Regions from separate parts of the Homo sapiens genome. Here all the other regions are linked to region 2. Evidence: chromatin loops called from intact Hi-C (ENCODE). Cell type or tissue: endothelial cell of umbilical vein. All regions are shown on one strand. Region 1 overlaps MGAT5 (alpha-1,6-mannosylglycoprotein 6-beta-N-acetylglucosaminyltransferase). Region 2 has its middle 8.7 kb from the start of MGAT5. Region 3 overlaps MGAT5 (alpha-1,6-mannosylglycoprotein 6-beta-N-acetylglucosaminyltransferase).

Region 1 (8,000 bases), 110 kb after region 2:
TGTTCCTCCTTCTAGGCCCCCATTCCTGCTCACTCCTTCTGTCCGCATGCTAAAATGACCTCTGAACTAGGCACTAAGGCTTTCCAACCACAAAAACCAGCTCTTGAAAGCTCAGCTTGGATCAGGCTGTTTCTCCTCAGAGACTGCAGTGCCTTCCTTTTGTCCATGGGATCATTTTCAAACTCCACAGCAAAGTATTCAAGACCTTAGGCTCTCTGGCCTCAACTCCCGACCATATTCCTCCCCAGGTCCTGGCCCCGGTCTCACCAAACAGCCTGCTGGTCCCTGAGAAGCAAAATTTAATTTTTTCTTTAAAACTCTATGTAAGTGACTTCCTCCAATTTTCCAATCAAATTTATAAAGAAATGTAACCCAATTACAAAAACAGGGAAAGACTTCCTCCCACTGAAAAAGGCTCCCCTAACCCTGGTGTAACTTTTATCTTTTTCACAAGTGTAGTTTTACATACTTGTCACATACGTACTAAAATTTTGTGTTTCCTTTTTTCCACTTAATATATCATCTTTTTTTTTCCTTCAAGACTCTACTCAGATTTGAAAACCATTGTGTCCAAGACTCTTCTACACGCAAGTGGCTAGTTCCTAAGTCATAGTTATTTGGGGATGCTTTTGTTATTTCTTGTTGAGACTTAACTGATGCTTTTTTTATGGTTGCCAGGTACCTGGCTTGGCTTATATTTACGTATTATTTAACTGTGCATACGGCTTGTTTTAAATTTCTGAAGGCAATCTTTTATTTTTGACAGTCTCAAACAAGGTGCATTATATCTCAGTAAATAAATGCAAGAAATCTGCCCGCACAGAAAAATAAGAGCGAAGGCATTTGCCTTTACCATTTAGAAGAGAAAGCTCTAAAATTGATGACTTGCACTGTAAATTTTCCGGTATTTGGATAGCTCTAATTATCTGCACCACACCCACATTTACAACTTCGTCTGGCTTGTATAAAAACATTGGCAGTGGTAAATCATCTTTATCTAATTGAGTTTTTTCCTCTCTTTCCCTAGAGTTGATGGCTGAAAGTAGCAATAGCAGGCATTACAAGATACCCCATCCCTGGTTTCAGATCTCAGACCTTATTTTTATATCCTACAAAAATTTCAATAACCTTTGAAATCAGTTCTGCTTAACAGCCTCACTTTTCATATCATTACCATAGAGCATTTACTACATTGCCTGAGCAAACTATGTTTGTATAGTTTTATTTATTTTATTTTATTTTATTTATGCGTGTATGTGTTAAGTACCTGCAACATTTTGGCTATCATTCACAATGTGAAGACACACAAGAATTTGCCTTCTGGGTGCTCACATTCTGTATAGTCAAGACTAGAGAATATTCAGCATTTCTTGGTACTTGTGGAAATTTGGAGCAGAAAAGACAGGAAGCTATAACAAAGTGGAGAGAAGAGCAGATGGGGGATTCTGGAGGTGTTTAGAACTTTCCCATTTCACCTTCCACTTCTTTGATTTTTTTTTTCTTTTTACCCCCTCCTCCTCTTTCCCAAATCCTTGTAAGGTGCTCCTTAGTAAAGGCTACAGAGCTGACTAAGCCTAAGTATTTTCTTGTTCCTTATGAGCGTCAGTTTAGGAGTTAGATTGGAATCTTTATTTGGTTGTCGATTTTATCCACTGAACAGTGTGTGTTTCCTGACCATCTGTGGGATGTCTAAGTCTCTGTTCTCCAGAAGCTTACTTTCGGTGGAGTCAGGAGGTACGCAAAAATAAGACTTTCTCATACTTCCACTTTAAAAATTACAGACCCAGGTGAATGGAGTAGGGAAAATTTGAATGCAGAGGTGGGGAACATCCTAGTTGTGGCAACTAGAGGCAAGTTTTCCCAGGGTCCTCAAAACCCTGTCGCTTACTACGCGGCTTTTTGCTCATTTCTCTCTACTTCCTTGCTGTTTCTTGAGTAGAATAGGCACACTCCCCCTCAGGACCTTTGCATTGGTTGTCCCATCTCCTGGAACATTCTTCTTTTAGACTTCCCCATCTCCTCCTTCAGGTTTTTAATTCAAATATCATTTCAGTGAGACTGACTGTGACCTCCTCTTTTAAAATGCAACTCCTTCCTTCCCCAACTTTCTCCTCCCCTTCCCTGCTTTATTTTCCTCCATGACTTTATTGCTACCCAGTATTTATGTTTCACTTATTTTTATTTTCTTTTTCCTTCCCTGGAATCTGAGACATATAATGGCAGGAATTTTAGCTGCTTTGTTTATTGCTGGAACTCTAACATCCTGAAGAGTGGCTGGCACATAGTAGGCATTCAGAAAGTCTTTTATTGATAGAATTAAACTAGAATGAACAATATTGCCTATTATGTTTTTAATCCATGCAACAATGTAGGGAAGGAGACTGTTGTACAAATTTAAGATTGTAGAAACTTCTTTAGGCCAGTGGCCTCATCTTACTTTCTTGTGTCTTCCCAGGGAACTTACTCACATTTTTGGGCTTTCAAGTGGCATTCAGACCATAATGATTGTCAGTATCATTGATATTCCAACCCTGAATTTCTCCCAGGATTTGGGGCTCACAGCCATTTTTATTTGCATGATCAAATTGAATGATGGCTTGCAGATCAAAAATTTTGCCTGGCAAAACAGGAATTTTAGAACCAAGTCAATTCCCATTCATGCAGATAATAAGCCTGTTGGCTGTAGCAAAGGATCAGTTAACTTCCATGTACAATTTTATTTTTAGGACATGATAACCAAAGGAGTTATTTGTGATTGAAACTTCCATTTTGGCCTTTAACTTGAATCAGGAGGGCTCTTGCCTTTAAGTTCTGTGCAGACCACTGAGGATTAGGATCAGCCTCGTGGTTCCTTCAGTCTGAGTCTCAGCTTTCAGGAGTGTTACTCTTCTAAGGAGTCCATTCCCTCTTAAATTGCTTTTTGACACTTGAAAATTTTACCCTGAGGTGCCTTTTGTCAACAATTTAGGCGCTCATCTTCTCAGCTCAACTTATATTACAGTTTCCCTAGCCTGCATCCCAGCCTTCTCTCTTGAAGAAACTAGTATCACCACCATTTGGAAAAAAAAAAAAATCAGTTTTTGTAAAATTTGAAGCATAACATTACTATGTATAGTTTTTTAATCCAGATTTCTTGTGTGACATAACTATTTTTCAATGAATTTTTTTCTACCGTCGGTTTTATCAGGATCAGCAAAAACGGCATGAATATGATGACAATCAGTATTCTTCTTCAGTATTTTAAATGATGTTTTCAGCCATACAAAAAAATAGAAGAAATGTTACTAGAAACCCACAAATCTAGATTCTACAATTAACCATTTACTGTATCAATCTATATGCCCCAGTCCTCTCTCTATCCATCACTCCACCTTTTTTTTTTTTTGGATGCATAAAAGAACTCTCTGATGCTTCAGCTTCACATCATTAACTATAATTCAATATTTTGAGGGGAAAAATGATCCACAAGCTTAGAAAAAAAGTCCAGTAATAGTGGTTATTTCTAGGTGATGAAAATGTAACTTATTTTTTCTCATATCTTTATTATCTGAAAAAAGTTTTAATCTGAGGATATATTTCTGTTATAATGAGGAAAACCAATAAATCCATTTGTATTTAGGAAAAGGAAAAGCGTGTTTATTGCAGAAGTCTTAGCAAAAAGTGAGAAGGCCTGGACTCACAAATACAAAAAGGAAAGGATGAGTTGATGGATTTTTGAGAAACTAATATCCCTGGGACTACACCGACTGTGAGGGCTAAGGAATGGGCCCAGGCTGGCGCTGGGGTTTCTTCTCTTGGTGACCAGGAGATGTGAAGATACATTACATTCTTAGAGATGTTTGGGACTTACTGGTAGAAAAAACAGACCTCAGAGATTTATGCAGTTGAAAGAAAGGTCAACTCGACTTAGTATGCATTTTGAATTATAGTTTAAAAGATGATATTATGACTGCTTGGTAGATATAGTGTATGCTTCATTTATTAAGTAGCTGGTAAGCTCCTTGAGGGCAGAAACTCATCTTTATATTGTAGTTTGTCAATACTTATCATATAAGCTGGTTTGTAGAAATGCTCCAAAACATTTGTCATTGAGTGAATTATTCAAGCTAAGCTAATAGTATTTCTTAGAAGTAGTTATCATCATACTCTGCTCAGGGACCACATCAAGCTGATTTGTAATCATTTGTAAATAGGTGCTTCCAAAGTGCTTAAAATAGTGTTTCTCTTAATAAGAGACATTTTGTTCTAAATTGTCTTAAAATCATTGCTAATGTTTGGCAAATCTCCTGCAGTTTTTTAGCATGTGAAAAAATCTGTGTGGTCCCACATACATATGGCACAAGATACTCAAGAAACTGAGGTGACATTGCGTATGTATTCTAGATCACTCTTGTGTATTTTGCTCTACCTTAGAACATTATTTTCCTCTGAAGCATGGTTTACCACTGCTGTTCACAGGGTCCAGAAAATTATTTGGACTATGAGGCTGTGTATTAGAGTGACTTAAGGAGCTGATGCCCTGAAAGCAGCCAATCTGGCTCTGAATCCCAGTGTTGCCATTTCCTAGCATGTAGACTTGGGTAGTTAAACCAAAACTCTGTTTTCTTATCTGTACAAACATGTTACACGGTTATGAGGTTAAAATGGAAGAGTCACTATAATGCGCTTAGCACAGAACTTGGCATGTAGTCAGAACTCAAAATACCAGCCATCCTTTTTAAAAATCACATTTGTTTATCTTCTGGGATGGAGGGATTACTAAAAGTACAGGATTTCCTGCATCCCGTTTATGATGAGATTTGTTTGATTTACCTTAAAATGTAAATACCTTCTCTTTGAAACCCTCCCAACACAATGAAAGTCTCTGTTCCCTTCCTAAGGCAGAGCAAAAAAGAAAGGTTGGCCTGAAGTTTGAACTCAATGAAATGAACATTTCAGATAACATCCTCCTGGACTTGTGGCTTTTGATTTATTATAAGCACCATTAAGAACACTTGTGATAAGACCAGGGCGCTCTCGGCAGATGTTACCGGGTGGGCTCCAGCTGGTGTTCAGATCCTTGGAAGCAAGCCACACTGGGCCGGTAGTTACTTCAGAATCACCTGCTGGGGCGAGTCATGGCTGAGCAAACCCTTATGTGGTCAAGGTTTAGTGTCCTGTGGCAAGTTTAGAGTCACCTGGGAGGCGAAGGCATGTAGAGGTCAGACCAGTGCTCAGGCCTTGGCTCATTAAACGTGGTGATACTGTTTGTAAATCTTAAGTCTCACCTGAGGTCCTTGAAACCACACTTGCAGGTTGTTGATCCCTAAGTTAACATTTCACAAGGTGAGACAGGAGTTAAAGTATTTGGATGAAAACGTAGAAGAGAGCTTAGATGTGAAATTCATAGTGTCAGAGTTAATTGAGTACCAAATTATAGTCATAGCAGCAAAAGCCCACCATTCCTCACAAGTTTTTCTGATATTTGCTTCTCCCTCTCACCAGTCAAGCTAGAAGCTAGGAGAATCTTTCACACAAAAATATGTTACATATATGTATTTTTTCATTTGGGGGGCTGAATCATTTTATTTTTTACTATATATTAGTATATTATAACATGAAATAAAACCCATTGTTTCACTTGCTGGATTATTTTTTAAGTGCCTACCTAGGGACTAAATAACTACATTTCAGAAGCAAGTATTTCAAAGCATCGTGCTTTAATCACCATGTAAATTTTCTGAAAATAAAAAAAATTTAAAAACACCTGATCCTGAAGTATAGTGTCAGGTTTGAGTTCAAAACTTTTAGAATTAACAAAAAATTTTAGAAATATTTTAAGCTGCATAATAACACTGAGAATGCACACAGGTTTTGTTCCTCTCCCCGCTAATCCTTGAAAATTCCCTATGCCCTCAGCTTCTCAAAAGGGGGGAGAAAAGCAACTATCGCCTCTTGTTGGCAGGAGAATTTATTCAGTAATTTACTTTCCAGCCAACTGCAGCCATTGCCATTGCCTCTGGGCACTGGTTCAAAAACGCAGAAATGAAATAACAGATTGGCCAGACTGAACACAACTCCCCAGCCACAACCCTGTTATCTCCTCATTCTGTCACCCCCATCAGGCAAAAGCCTGGGAAACGGAGGGTGACAACACAGTTTTTACATGGCTCGTGCATTTCCACAGCTCAGGGCTTCCTGCCACTGTCCCTTCTTCATTGTGTTCCCCTGCGTGCATGGCGGGCGACATTGGAGGCTGGGCATCGGAGTCCTAGGCCTGTGCTGCAGGCTGGCCTTTGCCCATCTGTCTGTCTGAAAGGATTTCTACGCTGCTACAAGCATGGGAAATGGCTCCTCAGTCCTAGCACAACCAGAACAAGATGAAGGGACCAGCTTCCTCTGTTTGTTGACCACCTATCTGTGAATGGATGTGGTGGACTTTTCAGAATCTTGTGTATATCTCAATCACCAGGAGGAATTTGGTTTCATGTTATTTATAGCTGTTCTATTCAGGTCAGAGCCAAGCAGAGCAGTTGCTTCATTTAATATCAGCCACACATGGGCTCTGCAGGCTCATCTCCTGAAAAACGGAGATTTCTCTTGACAGAATGAAGGTAGAGGAGAGGAGCATCTCTGTTTAATCTAGAGAGAATTATTTTCTGATTGTCACTTGCTGGTGAAATGCCTTTTAAAATTATAGGCACAAGATGCGGATGTTTGGAGAGGGTGTGGGGTTGCTGTCCCCCTTGGTCAAGCGTTAGAGAAGTTACAGAACCCAAATGAGAGAAATCCAAAATTTTCTCTTCCAGAATAGCCTACTCTGTAGACAGTATTCCTTTGCAGTGGTTGGATTTTTTTGAGTGGTTTGTGCCCCAGCAGGCTTTACCTTTTATTCTGTCTTCATTCCATGCACCTGTTCAATATAGACCCATAATTACATCTTTTATGAGTGAGTAATTCTTAGAGGAGATGAAAGGTTCTGAGGATTATTCATCACTTTGTCCCTCAACCTCCTGTTATGTAGCTGGGTGAAAAACACAGCTGGAGTCAGATTCAGTTATGTGGGGACTCTGCGCCTATTCAGAACTCCCAGTCAGCCCTGCCCCCTACAGATTTCTGGCCAGTAGGTGGTGAAACCTGGGTGAAAGCATTTCTGCTGGGAAATGGACAGTAGCCTTATTCTGAGGCAACAAGGAAGAGAGTACACAGCTTAATGATTTTCAGACAGATGTATTTTCCCCTAAAAAGCAGGTTTTGGTTCAGGTTAATCCATCCTAGAGAGAAGTATTCTTCATGACGGTTTTACTGGGAATGTGTGGGAGAGATGACAATCCCTCACCTCCCTCAGGTAAGAAAGAACAGGGTAAGATGAAAACAAACATTTTGTTATGGGTAAGATGGCCTGTGTTAAATATGTGATTGTTATTTCTTCTTGCTGATTGGACACTAACTGTCCTCTCCATTTCTTTGCACACCAGCTCATACCCCAGACAACAGCTTTCTGGGGTTTGTGGTTGAGCAGCACCTGAACTCCAGTGATATCCACCACATTAATGAAATCAAAAGGCAGAACCAGTCCCTTGTGTATGGCAAAGTGGATAGCTTCTGGAAGGTGAGTCAGTCTGTGCGTGTCTCTCTCTCTGAAAAGAAGCTTGTTGGGTAATTTAATTTAACTTTGATCCAGGGAATAATCAAGCCAAGTGCCCAGGGCTTAATGGGATCTACTTAGACATAAACAAGAATGTGCAAAGATTCAGTTGCTCAGCATTTGGGTTTCTAACCAAGGCTGTATGTACCTGCTCTTCTGATAGTGGCTGTACAACAGCCACCTTCACTCTCTGCATGTCAGAAGGGACACATTCTAGCTGCTTTTTCACACCTTGTACTTGCTTCTGAGAGCCAGGGCCCTCCAGGGGTTGAATATCTTTCTGGAGCAAGATACTGCACAGGGAGAAACTTTACCAAGGGAGTCTTTCCCTCTGCTTCTGGGAGGTAGTCTGTGGAGGTAGGCAGTTCCCTTT
Region 2 (8,000 bases):
TTTTGTCTAATTGGGGGTTGTAAGTAGATTGCTCTCTGTTTTGAATATGCATTTGGTCCCCACACCAAATATGTACTAACAAGTATATAAATTCAGAATGAATTTTATTGACAAATTATACTTTTTTACCGACATAATTAAGTTAAATGCTGTGTATTACAGGTTAAATGGGCAAATGGTAATTTGCCATTAATCATTTGGAACATTAGCAAAGATAGTATCAAAATGAACTTCATAAACTTTCAATACCTTGTTTCAGAAATGGATTATGACTTTAATATCCTATCTTTCTCATATATATGTAAACACTGAGAAATGACTGAAAAGTTCCTAAGGGGTGGGAGTGTGAGTGTGTATGAGTGAGAGAGATCATATATTACTGTTAAAAGCCTCACAGGTCATACATAAGAGGTTGGGCAAAGCCGACCTAGAGCAATGGATGGATTGTGTATCCCTTAAGTCATCATTCAGATACAATTTCTTTCAACCAAACTTTGAAAGACTTTCAGGGGCTATGAAGTCACTGAAGTACCCTGGAAAATATCGGAATTAGAATCATTTCCAGAAACTTTTAACTATTGGTTGAAATACTCTTATGCAGAATGAAGGGACCTAATGAGCATGCTTATCTCAGTTGAAGGCTATTTCACTTTGAAGTCAACTGGGAAAGTACTTGTGATTGCAAAGCACTTGTTCTAAAGAGAGCACTTTGGATTATAAAACAACAAAAACTCAAACCCCCATGATGTTGAACTTTGAGCAGTGCAAGGTGTGTGTTGGGTAGCTGCATAAGGCGCTTTGCTGTGTGGAATTACTGCTTTATCAGAGTTAGATGTTTGGAAAACATGTATCCAAACTGTGTCTTCATTTTTAACCTGATGGATCAAAATGTTTGCTTTTTGTCAGCAACTAGAAAGTAGGACCAGTTGTCCTATAAGGACTCCTAGTTCACAGTGATTAAACTATGCCATTTATGTATATAATGCTCATCTCAGCTGGATATGTGTCAGTAGGATGTACATCCAGCTTATTCAAAAGTAATATAAGTTCTGTACGTGTTATGAAAAGGAGAATTGTGCCATGTTCTCTGTTATCCTCCACTGGAAATTAGGATCTGATCTGCCCCTGCTCTTACTATCCTAGATAAGGTAAAAAGCAGTGCTTCTCATGTGAAAACAAGTAACCTTGCAGTCTGGTTATAAACACCAATTGATTCTATTGTTTTGGGATTGGGCCTAAGATTCTGCATTTTTAACAACCTGCCAGATCATTTCAGTGCTACCTTTCCACAGATGAGAGTTCGAGTAGCAATGTTATAGAGGTGCTAGTTGCTAAAAGCATTGTAGACATCGAGGCTTTTGGGCTAGCCTCAAATCATTTCTCATCTTTGGAGCCAAATGCCCAGGAGAGGTTAATAAAAGCTGTATTAGTTCAGCATTATTCTCTACAAGTCCTTCCATAGTGTGGGATGATCTAACAAGGCTCTGTGGTAGACTAGCTATTGAAAGTCTGGCTACTCAGGCAGGGCATTGGCCTAAGACCAGTTTGTGATTCCTTTAAGGAGAAAACAAGCCTACCTTGGCAGATGAATTATCTAGTAAGCCAGTGACTCTACATTTGTGGGGTGGGAGAAGAGCAGAGAGCTTACCTCTTAAAATTCTAGAATGGATCACATTTTGGGTTTCACTAGATAGGGCCAATAGAGTTGTTATAGAATGTCTTTTAAATGTTCTCATGCCTGGCTGTGTATTAAAATCATCTAAGCAGCTTAAAATAAAAATACCTCTGCTTGGGCCACACCTGAGACAAAGTAAATCAAAATCTTTGGGTGTGATAGCTGGGCATCTCTATTTTTTAAAGAGCAGTCCAGGTGATTCTATGTACATCATAGTTGGGAGGTCCTGGTTTAGTCAGTCCTAAGCTCTGAGGGCAAGAAACTCTCCTGAGAAGCTCCATTTTTAACTTGAGCTGGTTTATCATTTGTGCAAACTGAGGGTTTGTGACCAGAAACCAGTCAGGCTGACCCAAGTTATTTGCAGTGTTTGGGAGAGTTGACCTTGGTGTATACATTAAGGAACTAGTGAACTTATCAGCCAGCATCTAACCAATGATTTCTTCCCTAAGAAAATTCAGACCTTGACTTTTATGACTCTGGGTCTGTTAAAGCTTAGGGCTGTGCGATTGAGTGGCTTGACTACTGTAACTTTATTTTAGAAGTGATGAGAACTTCTTTATAAGGTTAAGTTGGATAAGCCTGAGTGGTCACTTCAGATTGTGCATGTGTGTGCACACATATGTATTTCTTCACTGCTTAGCTAGTTCATTTTTTTAACCAAATCAGATTTGGGGAGGACTGTCCCTTTTCTGCAAATAGGGCAGCTGGAACACTCCTGGGGTAGGCCAGTACCCAGCCGGTGCTCCTCCCGAGGTGGAGGAGAGGGGTACTAGGGGTCGGGGTAATTGGGCTGGAGGGCTTAGGAAGCATTTGGAAATAATGAGCTTTATCTTGAAGGCATTACCCATATTTTTGAAATAAGTGTGGTGATTTTTGTGATTGTGATTTTCTTTATTACTGGGGCCATTTTGGCCTGTTGTCATTCTTGGTTTTTTTTCTAGATGTAGAGTGTTGCCAGAAGTCTGATCCTCAGAGAAAAGGTGCATTTTACACTTATTATAAAATTTCTTTGTGGCTTTACTGTCCTTTGAGAGTGGAAGCAAATCTTTTGAGTATTTTCATTCAACATTAAGGAGACCTACCTGACAAATTGACATGCTGTGTGATCTTTTCACAGATGATTCTTTCTTTCTTCTTAGAGAGTCATTATCAACCTATCTTAAAGCCTGTTCATGGTTTCCTGGGCCGGATGCCAGGTGACAATCCTAGCGTTTTTTGTTTTTTTTTTTAATGGCTGTCTGATGAAGCATCATCCAGATTTGGTCTTGCTCAAAGCCTTCTTCCCTGTGCTCATTGATTTATGGACCAGGTCTTTGGAGCAGAGGCCCAGTGCCTTAATACTCATTAGTAAATTGGGCACAGCTAGCCTAGGAATGAGATTCTCAGTCAGTGCCCAGACAGCACTGAGAGATGTGGAGAAAATGAGACTCATTTATCAGTCACCTTGAGACAGCATCAGCAGTCGGCCACCTTCCTTCACTCTGAGGCCTTCCACAGCCTCAGCACAGGCTTCTGAGCCTGCTGGTCTTGAGGGGTGGTGATGGACTCCCAGGTTCACCTTGGTCTGCTTCTCTCTCACTCTGCATTCTAGTTACATGGGCAGAACCTGTCTGAGCATCTTCCAGTGGGTGAGTAAGATCCTGTTGATTGGTAAGGCAGTCCCTCTCAACCGAGGCAGTTTTGGCAGTGTTGAGAGACATTTTTCGATTGTCACAACCCTCTAGTTATAGAGGGTTATTGGAGGGCTCTAATGGCATCTAGTGGCTAGAGGCCAGCAATGCTGTTAAACCTCTAATAGCTTCCCACAACAAAAAAATTATTCAGACCCATATGTCAGTTGTGCAAAGATTGAGAAACATTGGATTAAAGTGATTTATTTCATTTTTCAGGGACCCGTGCTTTGTTTTGGTTTAGTAGTTGTTTTCAGAATTATTATTATTTTTGAGGCAGCGTCTTGCTCTGTCGCCTAGGCTGGAGTGCAGTGGCGCGATCTCGGCTCACTGCAAGCTCCGTCTCCCGGGTTCACGCCATTCTCCTGCCTCAGCCTCCCGAGTAGCTGGGACTGCAGGCGCCTGCCACCACGCCCGGCTAATTTTTTGTATTTTTAGGAGAGACGGGGTTTCACCGTGTTAGCCAGGATGGTCTCGACCTCCCAACCTCGTGATCCGCCCCCTCGGCCTCCCAAAGTGCGGATTACAGGCGTGAGCCACAGCGCCCAGCCCCTCAGAATTCTTGGAGTTACCGCTGTTGCCTTTTTTTGTTGTTAGGAAATTCTCTCAACTGTGAATATCGTATGGGCCTAGTGAATGAAACTCATAGAACATGTGAAGATCTTATCTGCTCCAGCAACCACAGCTTCCTTCTCACTCTTGTCCTCTTTCCCTTTTGTCCACCTGCCAGTAATGTGCACATCCAAGAGACTAAGTCAGGATAAAATCATCAAATGTTGGTTTTCTCTTACCCCACCCACGCCCTCTAGTGGCCTGTTTTGCCTCTAAAGCTGCTTTGCCTGTCCCTTCCTCCTCTGCTTCTCCTTTTAACACCAACTGTATTTAGGTGAAGACTACCCCCATCTCCTTTCCATCTGTCTTCTTTATACCTGTGAATGTCAGAGAACAGCTGGGGTAGGTGTGGCAGAACCTGGGAATAGAGAGGGCAGGAAGAAGAGTGCATGTTCTGGACCCAGATTCACCAGCCCTGTTACAGTGTTTGGAAATTTATTTTGCTATTGATGCCAGATATGGAGCCCTGAACTCCACTGAGTGGATGGTATAACTGCAAGACAAATATGCACTTCAGGTGGGTGGCATTGGAGGTTTTCCTTTCTCTGCCCACAGGAAAAATGCAAGTGTAGTGTAATGAATTAAAACTCTGGGTACAGGACTGTCTTGCTTTGATCACTTCAAATGTAAGAGGGGATGGGCTGTTTAAAACCCAGATATTCAAAGAGTATTCCCAAGATAGCAAAGGTGTGTTGTTTTTAGCAGGTGTATTTCAGCTAGTTAATTAAAATAAGACTAGTTTAGCCACTTCCAAAGGGAACAGACTGTTTTCATTTAGAATGTGTTTTTCCTGTTTATAAAAAAAAAAAAAAAAAAAAGGACCCAGGTCCTGAAAGTGAAAGGTCTCTGTTCATACCTATTTCTTGGGCAGCACCCTGCCTGCTCCTGAGCTCCTTTGCTTCCTAGAGCTAGAAGAGAGTTGGTGGCATCACAGCTGTCAGGGATTCACAGTTGAGCTTTTGGGCACCTGCTGAGTGGGCTCTATCAGGTTGGTGGCACTGGGCCATCTGGGGGAGTGAATGACCTCAGAGCTTCTTCCCAGGAATTTGGATTTATTTTAGAAGAGAAAGCTGCTTTGCCTGTCCCTTCTCCTCCTCTGCTTCTCCTTTTAACACCAACTGTATTTAGATGAAGACTGCCCCCCACCACCGTCCCCGTTCCATCTGTCTTTCTTACACCAGTAATCCTGTAAATGTGTATTTTTCTCCCTTTCATGTGTTGATTCAACCCTTGAGGTTGGTGGGACATTGCATTAGACTCACGGCTTCTTAATAGTACTGGACTTTGGTTTCTGTTTTGTGTTCCATACGGAGAGGTCTCTTCCTTTCTGAGTTTCCGCATGCAGCTGGTAGACTCAGCTTGGTTTGGCGGAGGCCATGTAGTATTAGGCAGGAATTGGGGTGCTGGTTTGATTCTAACTGGAAAACATAATATTTTCTGGCCTCAGGGTCTTCCTCTGTAAATTGAGGGTTTGCATTTGATATTTTCCTAAGCAAAACCAGACGTTGTCTTCCAGTCTGTAAAAAGGTATTTTATACATTTTAATTTATCATATTTCCTGTTAAAGTTGATTGTTAGACCAGGGAGATGTGGTTCTGTGGTGAGCACAAAACCAGGAGTTTGGTAAGAGGTTGTGCAGTCAATGCAAGGTTAGCACCCAGTTGATTTCTGCACTGTGTTTTGGTTCACGGTAGAAGCAGTCCATATTCATCCAATTATGAATGGGAGTGGCTATCATTTTAAAGAATAACTTACCAAGCACTCTAAGTTGCTTTTAATGTAAATTGAGATGGAGGCTGAAAAGAGAAGTAGTAGAAATTGTTTCAAAGTTGAATTATTAACATCTAAAGACAGTTGTCACTTAAAATATGGGAGTCAGGCAAGCAGCCTTGGAACTTCAAGATATGTGACCAACTCTCATCTGGCATTTAATTAGGGTAGTGCTTTTTTGTCATACAATTTCATGTGAATAGATACCTGGGCCTGAATTAAAAAAAAAAAAAAACAAAAAAAAAACGTAAACTAGACCACTACTGAGCATTAGTTTTGTGACCAATAAGGTGGAAATTTGAAGTTCAAACTTCAGTGTATGGAGGTAGCCAGGGCAGTTTTGCTGAGTCTCTGCGATATAAATTGATACGTATATTGATTGTCTCTAGTATCTTAGGATTTGGCATGTCAAACTTTTTTTGAAAAATGTTTAAAAACATCTTAAACAAAACCAAAAGTCAAATGAAACATTTGTGGAACCTCTGGAACATCTCTGTGAATGAATCTTTGATGTTCTTTGGAGCACAGTTTGAGAACCAATAACTCAGTTGCTCACCCCTACTCCTGTGGCTCTAACAGTGTTCTGTGTTTCTAGAACTTTCTCCATGTTATACATGTGGAAACTGAGATGGACACACTTAGGATCACACAATGCCAATGGTAGAACAAGCTGCAGATCAGAGATTTTCAGGTTTTTGATGCAAGGTTCTCTCAGTTCCTCCTTGTCACCCTTTCAGGTCTTATTTTCTGTGATCTTCTCAGCATAACAGTGACAATACAAGTGGCCTCCAAGAAAGGTTCCCGGGTATTTTCCCCTCCATCCCTTGTCTTAGACATATTTTGTTTCTGTAATCTCACTGCCCTGCCCCCCTAGAATTTTCTTCTGGAGTGTTTTTTTGCAGTTTTCTTCTCTGTTAATACCTGACTACCATCACATCCACTTTAGTTTAACCCTGCCTCTTCAAGGGTTTTACTACTAAGGGTAAAATCTTGTAAAAGGTAAGGTGCAAATGTATTGTCAGAATGCCCAGGTTCTGTGGCTCATACCAGAAGGAGGTCTTGGAGGTCTTTGCTAATTTGCATTTCTTCACCTCATTTCCACCATCCTGTCCTTCCATCTAGCAAATACTTAATGACCACCCTCTGTGTGCAAGGCATGGCCATTGCCGGCATTTCTTGTCTTTGGGGGCCTCACAGACCCCATAGGCGAGATGAAACGGGATTGTCCTATAGAGCAAGGAAGGAGCACGAACTGCTATGAGTTACGAGTACTCTATGGAAGGGGAGCTTTCCTCAGTCTAGGGAGCCCCTGGAGGCTTTATGCAGGAAGGAGGTGGGGTGAGATTGGAGGCTGGAGATGTGGGTGGGATTTTCCAAGGAAATTGGGTGGACACAGTGACTTAGGATTTCTTGAAGGTTACTGTACAGGATGAAGCTAAATGTAGGCTCCTTAGCCACCATTTAATGATGACTATGAAGTAGCTCAGGTGGTACACAGTGAGGACAGAGAGGTCTGGGAACCACTAAGTTAGAGCAGCGCTGTCCTATGTGAATGTGTGAATGTGGCGCATGGGATGGTATTGTCCTGCAGGGCTATTTGAAGAGACCAAATCTCTGCTTGGGGCTGGCATTGCTTCTGAAGGGATGGGCATTTCTGCCTTTGTTTATCCTCTGAGGAGGCAGGCCCTTGTGTCAGAAATAGGGCCTCCAGGGATGTTGGATGGCCACCTGGAGGAACTGCTTCATTGGTCTCGTTCTCACTCCATTGGAACTGGGCTGCTGCTCAGTGTTCTCAGGTGGGTTGAGAAATTGGCATTTGCCAGACAAGGTGGGCCAGGAGCCTTCTGAAGCCAGGCTCCTGGCCAGGAGCCTGTAAGGTTGATCCAGAGGTTATAAGAGCGGTCATATGTGGTGAACTGGAAGTAGATCACTGTGGTTTCCTTCTGTTGCTAGGCCCATGGCCAGCCCTTAGTTCCTGCCCTGGTCTTGGCTGTGCTAGGCCCATGACACTCATCTGCCTGCTCTAAGCCAAACTCCTCCTTTTCCCCATAGCTTTAGAGGTGGGCTTGCTTTCTTTTTTCTTTTTTTTTTTTAACAGTTTTTTTTTTGAGATATGATACACATATCATACCATCCTCCTATTTAAACGTATACAACTCCATGGCTTTTGGTATGTCCACAGAATTATGCTCCTATCACCACAATTTTAGAACCTTTTTGTTACCCCCTAGAAAAACCCTATACACCTTAGCTATCACCTCTCATTTCCTCCA
Region 3 (8,000 bases), 62 kb after region 2:
TTTGTTGACTGTTTTTCTTGCCTTGTTCACGTTTTCCTGTTTCTCCACATGTTTAATAATTCTTTATTATGTATTGGACATGACAAGGATATGCTATAGAGTGTCTGGGTTCGGTAAACTTCCTCTGAAGAGTACTGATTTTTTTTCTAGTAGGCAGTTAAATTACTGACTTACTGCCTTGAACTTAAGAAGACTTGCTTTTATGATTTGTTAGGGTGTGTCTGTTTCCATTTTTTTCCCTAGTCTTGGACCATCTGAAGTCCTGGGCCTGATGTGAGGCCCTTCTGGGGTTTCATGGAAAGCCTGAAATGTTGACCCTTTGACTTTTTGGGGTTTAAACTGTGGCTGCCCTGCAGTGAGCAGCAGCTGAAGTCTTGTGAATACTTTGAACTTTTATTGGAGCCTCCCTCACAAATGCTTAGTTTTAGGGTCGCTCAAGAAGTTTAAGGTAGTTTATATACAGACTTTGGGGTTCTCCTCTTTGGGCTCCCTCTTTTTGGGAATATGCTACCTTAATTTTTCACTACTATGCAAAACTTCATTCTATGAAACCTCAAGCCAGTGAGACTGTAGCCTTTTGTTTGCTACCTTCCAGACTTGATAGTCCCCTCTGGGGCACAGCCATATAAATGTGAGTCTTATTCAGTGTAGTTTCCAGAAAGAATTTAAGGATCAAATCCCTTCTAGTTTCTGCTCACTTTCCCTCACTCTTTAGTGTCATATTGTAAGTGTTATCTGTGGGAAGATTGTTCCAATACAAGCTTCTCTGCTATTGCCAATGCATAGTTTCTCTGCTTTGTTTTTAAAGAATCCTAGGTTAACTGTTATGTGGATCTTACACAGGTAGTGTAGTTTAGCAGCGTGCTCTGGGCTGGGAAGCTGTCTGAATTATCTGTTACCACAGTGCTGCCTTCCCCCTGGTTTTGGTATGCATGCTAGCTCTTTTCTGTTAGGTACAATATACAATAACCACCATTTCTAGGTTGGCAAGGACCGTATGTATTTAACAGTTGCTCTCCTATCCGGATGCCATGGCTGGAGGGTAAGCAAGGGACTGCACTTTATTCTGGATACTGGGATGGTGAATGGGTTTTCAGGTAGTAATCCCACCACCTGAGGATCAGTGCCTTCTAAGAGCTAACTCAAAAACCAAATATTCATCTGGGAACAGACTACTTGCTGAAACGAACAAATTCCCAGGCAGTTGAAAACCTTTGTGTTTCCTACTGGGAATAACCTGCATTCACAAATTCATTAGCCTTTTATGTGGAGTTGATGAATAGCATTCCAGGATTATAAGAATACTTGTAACATCCCAGAATATGCACATTAGTCTCTTAACTTTACAAGCAGAGTATTGGTATCCAAATTTACATGGTCTTAACACAAAGCATGTTCTTTTCTACATGAAGGAATACCTGCTAAGGGCCGGGAGAAGTTCTAAGGAATTAAGTTGTAAGATAGCCTGATTTTTTGTTTTTTAACATGTCTTGCTATGTTGCCCAGGCTGGTCTCAACCTACTGGGCACAAGCAGTCTTCCTGCCTCAGCCTTCTCAGTAGGTGGGACTGTAGGCATGCACTACTGCACCTGGCACAATCTGGTTTTTAAGAGGCATCCTAGCCAAGGACATTACCTAGCAGGCTTGGCATGTATATTTTATGCCAATGGCTTGTAGGTTTCATATCACTCTGGATCAGTCACAGTAGACTTACAATTTAAATAGCTTTTAGCCTTTCTTCAAACCGTACCCAAGAATTTGTTGTGCTTGTGGGTGTTTGAAATATTCTGGCTTTCAGCTTCTTTTATACATTCTCTCTGTCCTACTTTCTCTAGGACCAAAACCTTATTATCAAGGTGTCATCTCAATTCTGCATTATCTTGCAATTTATTTTTCTGTTTAAAAAAGTAAGGTAAGAGACCACAACCAAGCAACCAAAACAAAATGAAAACCTCAGTTTATGCGAGACGGTGAAAACAAAAATTTTTCTTGATCTCCTGTTAAGAGAATAGTCGAAGCACTTCCGCCTTGCCTCTAGATGTCTGGCTGGCCAGATAGAATCCCTGTTTCTAACCAACAGCTATAAGACGCTTGTGACAAGTGATTCAGAAAGTGGGCATTGTGTGATATGAAGAGCACACACCTATTTTGGGCAATTTATACTATCTTAAAACAGCCCAAGGATATAGCTAGCCTTCTCTCAGTTATTGATTCCATATTTCTTTTCTTCTTCAGTTGCAAAAAGGAAATACAAATATACACACATAAACTACATGTATGGCTTTGCTTTTCATTTTTAACAAAATCCAAACTCAAGACACCTTTGACAGTTTGATAAGAACAGGCAGAAATCTATGAACTGTGCTTAACATGGAACCCTGTTTTAGAAGAAAAATCAAACCTCTCTTTGAGAGGTTGAAGTGAGATATGGGTGCTCTGTGTTGCAAGGGCATGTCACTGTTACAGTAAGTTATCTGTGTAACACCCTTTCCTTCTTCTAGTAAACTGCATGTGAGAAGAGGGGACTTGGCAAAAGCTTGGCACTATTTTGTTTATTGGAAAAGGAGAATCGTTATAAATATCACCTTAGGCCCCCAACTCGAGAATATAATACAGTTTTGCAAGTATCTTGAATTTTTAATGTCTCCCACCTATTTCTCAGTATATTTTCTTAAATCAAAATTGACAGCTGAGGTTGTCTCAGTATGTTAGCATTATATCTTATTCTTTTAAATGTATGTATAGAAACTTTTTTTTCTGGGAATATATCTGTATAACTTTTTGTTTGTTTTGATGTATAAAACTAGCATTCTCCTAGTTTATTTCCTATTAGGCCCATTTGTTGTAACTAAGTACATATATGATACCCACGTGGAATATTTCATATCCTTTACATCATTACTTAAAATACTAAGGAACATTTTGTTGCAGAAGAAATGATAGCAAAAATTAAATATAAACTTACAGAAAATGGTATTTACATAGAAATGAATACATGCAGAGTTTTGCATTAAAAAGCACTCTAATTATCCAAACTATATTACAAACTCAGTTTTGTCTTCCAGTCTCAAAGCTGCTAGAATATATATAGCATACACTGTTTTGCTATTATATTCATTGAAAAAGATCTAAAGCATTTTTGTCGTTGACTATACCTCATACCCCACCAAGCATTGTGACAAAATTAATTAGGGACGGACAAGACAGGCACAGAGAATATACAATAGGACGAGTATATTGTACAAATAGATTAAATGATCTAATGAGAGCTAGTGTGTGATGTTTCAGTGTGGTGCAGGCAATCTCTCCTTCTCATGGCTTTATCTTTTTCAAAATCCCATATTTTACTTCGGAAGTTTGTCCTGAGGGTGAATGAGGCTATAAATGAGTGCCAGGTACAGTACCTGGAGCCAGGGTGACTCAGATGTTAGAAGGCTTTGCTGACTCTGTTTTTTGAGTGAAGAAACTCCTGAAGGTTAAGTAACCTGCTCAGCTTATGTGATTAATAAAAGGCAGAGAGATAATCCCAGCTGAGATCTCTTACAAGACAAAGCCCCTGCCTTTTCCAGGGCATAGTCATGACATTTTCTACCTTTTTCATTGCTGAGGTTCAGTGTGGTCAAGGACTTTAAAAGACCGGGACATGCGGGTGCTACTCTCTGCTGATACATTTCAGTGTCAGTTCCAGGAGCAGGCCTCTTCCTAATGAGGAGGCATCTTGCATGGTGGCCAGATAGTATCTTACGAGAGGGTTGATCTACTGTTTGGAGATTTAGAGAACACAGATTTTTATAGCTTTGTAACTTTAGAGGCCGATGGGATGACGGCATTTTGGAATATGTTTAATTAATTTTCATTAATTTAATGAAAATGGATGTTAAAGAGACTATTTAAGAAAAGCATTAGAAGCTGCTGTTAATCAAAGAAGGGGGCTTGAGCATTCTTAATTTGTTCTGAAGACCTTGTGTCAGAAAAACACCCCTGACTTCCTTACTAATGAAAGACAGTTTTCAACTCCGGGGCCATTTACAATGTTAGATATAAACTCTATTCAACTGTAAAGATTTTATACAGTAATATCTTTTAAATTACACATGGTCACATTTTTATCCACAAAATGTGACTTTCATTCCCCTTTTCCTCTGGATGTCACCTTTTTTTCAAAATGTTGTTTCTCCACTCAAAGAACATTAGTTACTTCCCCTGGCCATTGTACTGAAACTCCGCAAGTGTTTTCAGTTGCCTTCCGGTTTCCTGCTGTGATAACAGTGATAAATTATGTTCTGAGGCTGGAATTCATGATTCTGTGGCAGGCCGTGTCAGCATACCTTTCCAACCGTATTTCTTACTACCCTACCCTGAGTCCCCTGCTTTAACCAAATTGTCCCGCTCTGCTCTCCTGTGCCCTCTCAGACAGAGATGATTGATTGGTTATGCCTACCCACTGTGGGTAGATTTGCTGTCCTGGTAAAACACTCTAATTGTTGAAACATAACATAAAATCCATTTTCCATCTCTGGCCGTTCCTTTTCCTCAGTGTTATTTCACCTTTTATTCTATTGATTCCCAGCTGTGGCTGCCTTTTAGAATCACTTGAGGTTGGGAGAGCATTAAAAAAGGGGGTAGCAGAACCACTGCCTGGGGCCACTCAAATAAGAATGCCTGGAGGGTGAGGCACATTCTTAAAAGGTCCCCAAGAAATGTTTAAATGTGCAGATAGGGCTAGGAATGGCTAACTTGTGACCTTAGCCAAGTTACTTAATCTGCCTGGGCCTCAGTGTCTTCTGTAGTAGAATGAAGGATAATAGTACTTATTATTGTGAGGCTCAATCGAGTAATCGGTGTACATAAGATACAGTGGTGTTACTAGTAGATGCTCAGTCTGTTGGCTACCATCATTATTACGCTGTTCTTCAGTGTACTCATCTTTCCTTTTCTCTCCTGTCTACTTCTACTTTAGAGCTCAACTCAAATCCCATTTTTCCAGTGGTTACTTAAGGTTTAAACTAAGTTGCTGCAACAAAGAGACCCAAAAATTCAGGGTTGAAATGAGACAGAGGATGGTTTCTCTTGTCACACGATAATCCAGTAGTGAGCAGTCCAGACCAATAGAATGGCTCTTCTCTGCACTGACATTCAGGGCTCCACATTCTTCCCATTTTGCTGGCTCATCGCATGTCCCATCTACTAGCCCATGGAAAGTGTATATGGCATTGGGCTGTTAATTGCCTTTTCTGGTGAGCAAGTTTTGGGTTCTAAGCATATTTAAGGCTCCCTCAAGGTGAATAATGTTTTGTGTTTCTCTTTGCTTCCCAGGAAGGTACTGAAATCATGACAAATGCTCTAATTTAGGTGCAGTATTTGTTGAATGAGTCAATGTCAGAACTTTTCTGGTTTTTGTAACAGCTTTATTGAGATAATTTACATACCACACATTTCACATATTTAAAGTGTTTGATTTGAGGCTTTTAGGGCCGAGTATGGTGGCTTATGCCTGTAATCCCAGCACTTTGGAAGGCTGAGATGGGAGGATGGCTTGAGCTCAAGAGTTTGAGACCAGCCTGGGCAACATAGCAAGACCTCATCTCTACAAAAAATGAAAATAATTAGTTCGATGTGGCTTTCAGTATATTCAGTTGTGCAACCACCACAATAGTCAGTGTTAGAATATTTTCATCACCTCAAAAAGAAACACCATATCACCTCTCCTCCCTTTCCTCAACCCTAAACAACCACGAATTCACTCTCTCTCTAGATTTGCCTATAGGTTCTGAACATTTCATGTAAATGGAATCTCATATGTGGCCTGTGTGACTGGTTGCTTTCATCTAGCATAATGTTTTCAAGGTTCATCTGTGAAGCATGGATTAGCACCTCATTCCTTTTAATGGCTGAATAATATTCCATTTTATGGATATACCATATTTGGTCTGTTAATTGGATGATGGGTGTTTGTATTGTTTCCAAATTTTGGCTGTTATGAATAAGGCTATTATGAATGTTTACATACAAATTTTTGTGTAGTTATGTTTTTATTCTTTCATAGTGTAAACCAAGGAGTAGAATTGTTGACTCAGATGATAAGTCTGTTTAACTTTTTAAGGACTGCTAGACTGTTTTCCAAAGCAGCTACACTATTTTATATTTCTACTAGTTGAGGGTTCTACTTTCTTTACATCCTTGGCAACACTTGTTATTGTCTGAATTTTTATTATAACTATTTTAGTTGATGTGAAGTCGTACCTCATTGTGCTCTTGATTTCCATTTCCCTGATGACTAATGATGATAAGCTCTGCCTACTTTTGTCAGTAGCAATTATTTAACCCCAGCTGTGTTCTTCCTATCATGTGTGTGCTCCTAGGTGTGTGAATAACCTTTTCCCTGGCTGACCATTTCTAGTAGCAGCACCGTGGGGCTTATCAGAATGGAGGGTTGGTGTATATATGATGTTGTGGCTGTGTGTATGTATAGCATTCTTATATAACTGTTTTTCATACTGAGAATCTCAGTCCTAGGTCCCCTTTTTAATACTAATTTACCAAAAAAAGGAAAAATCTTAATGCTGGCTTAACAGCTTAATTCGACAATTCTGCCATAAAATAGATTAAATAAATGACAGAGGGTATGACAAAAGGAGGTATGAAGAATCTGGAGTTATTTGGCTGAATTGTGATTTGAAATTTTATGACATTATCTTGGCAGTGTGTTTTCATAGTCATCACAACTTTATTCTTTTTATACATTAGTTCTATTCTTGAAAAGCTATACATAGAGAACCCATATATATACACTGAATTTGATTTTCTTGTTGAGTTCCATTATGTCCATAGTATTTGTACACAGGCAGTACTGTAGCTTCTGGTTTTTATACAGCAAGTCCATGAGGCCCTTGGAGGTGCTTCTTCAAGAGGGAATAAGAATTTGTTAATTGTGTTCACTCTTGAAATTTCCCATGCAGAACATGAAGATGATGATGTGCATTTCAACAGTGTTGTGGAAATAATCTTGACTCAGAAGGCAAATGCCTCGTTGAACATGCAGAGTGCTTTGCATATGGAAGGTGCTAGTGGATTTTGTTTAATCCATAAATGAGGAAGGCACTTCATCTCACTAGGCCTTACTGTTATGAATCAGGAAAACTAGAGGGTTGAATGGTGTGGTTTCAGAAGTCCCTTGCAGCTCTAAAATTATTTTATGCAATGATGATTCTATTTTCAACTTAGATTAAAAAACAAAACAAAAATGATATATAAACAAGTATTTTCAAAGATCCCAGTATACACCTCTGGGGGTCCATGAGTGAGTCTTGCCTGTTTCCCATGTCTTGACTTCTCAATTGCTTTGTTGGGGAGGGAACTTCCTATTGCTGTGGGGCCCTGGTTCTGGAATTCATGTACATGACTTAGTTACAGAAATCAAATTACTTTTTTTATGGTGCAAAAGTAAAGCATTCCTAAATGAATATTTGCCAAGCTGAGTGACTGGTGAGGTCATTTTCAATGGGAGACTATATTCCATCATGGCTGGCTTCAGTCTGATTTATTGCCATCCACTCCTGAAGCCAAGCCAGCTGATGGAGGTGCTGGCAAGAGCTGTGTCTCCAAGCCCATTGTGGAGATTGAGTCGGTTCCCAGCCATGGCTGAGCAGCCAGGCCAGTGGCACGCTCATTTGGCTGCACTTTGCAGGGGCCATCTGATAAGCATGGCCACATGTTCATATCAGGTGTGCCAAGAGAAATGCTACCTTGTCTGACACAAAATAGAATTGCTGGAGAACTTTATCTTTTGAGAGAAAATATCTTTAGAGTGTCATTGCCCTGAATGGAGCCCTTGCTCGTGAAGTTGATAATCTTAGGGTCGGCAAAACAACTGGGTAAGGAGATTGAATCAGTTTCCTGTAACTTCCTGGGGTCAACAGATACTCATGTTCTTTGAGGTTTCTGAGAGTTTTTATAAACCTACTTTTTCTTCTATTTTTTTCTTTCCTTTTTTTAACCTT

Evidence for each region. Hi-C counts contacts between places; a loop is a spot of excess contacts. Peaks named below come from ENCODE experiments on the same cell type or tissue, not always from the same donor. Only the 100,000 strongest peaks of a DNase experiment are listed, where the experiment ranks them.
Region 1: a loop joins it to region 2, with 2.3 times the contacts of the local background. A loop is called at or near these places in 7 of 110 quality-filtered maps.
Region 3: a loop joins it to region 2, with 2.4 times the contacts of the local background. A loop is called at or near these places in 10 of 110 quality-filtered maps.

The regions. Positions count from the first base shown.
Region 1 is chr2:134,354,818-134,362,817 of GRCh38, forward strand. MGAT5 (alpha-1,6-mannosylglycoprotein 6-beta-N-acetylglucosaminyltransferase) reads left to right here. Exons shown (of 16, transcript NM_002410.5): 10 at 7,458-7,591. Among named protein-coding and RNA genes, the nearest start is that of MGAT5, 100 kb to the left of the region's middle. In endothelial cell of umbilical vein, no CTCF peak of the experiment used is centred here; a DNase peak (open chromatin) is centred at 4,864; H3K27ac peaks cover 335 bases.
Region 2 is chr2:134,241,413-134,249,412 of GRCh38, forward strand. It overlaps a transcript of MGAT5 not described here. Among named protein-coding and RNA genes, the nearest start is that of MGAT5, 8.7 kb to the right of the region's middle. RefSeq lists enhancers at 3,251-3,751, 3,752-4,252, 6,638-6,687, 6,748-6,837. In endothelial cell of umbilical vein, a CTCF peak has its summit at 4,155 (motif pointing left); a DNase peak (open chromatin) is centred at 4,139.
Region 3 is chr2:134,303,281-134,311,280 of GRCh38, forward strand. The region is part of intron 2 of MGAT5 (alpha-1,6-mannosylglycoprotein 6-beta-N-acetylglucosaminyltransferase); the gene reads left to right. Among named protein-coding and RNA genes, the nearest start is that of MGAT5, 53 kb to the left of the region's middle. In endothelial cell of umbilical vein, no CTCF peak of the experiment used is centred here; DNase peaks (open chromatin) are centred at 4,241 and 7,611; H3K27ac peaks cover 4,789 bases.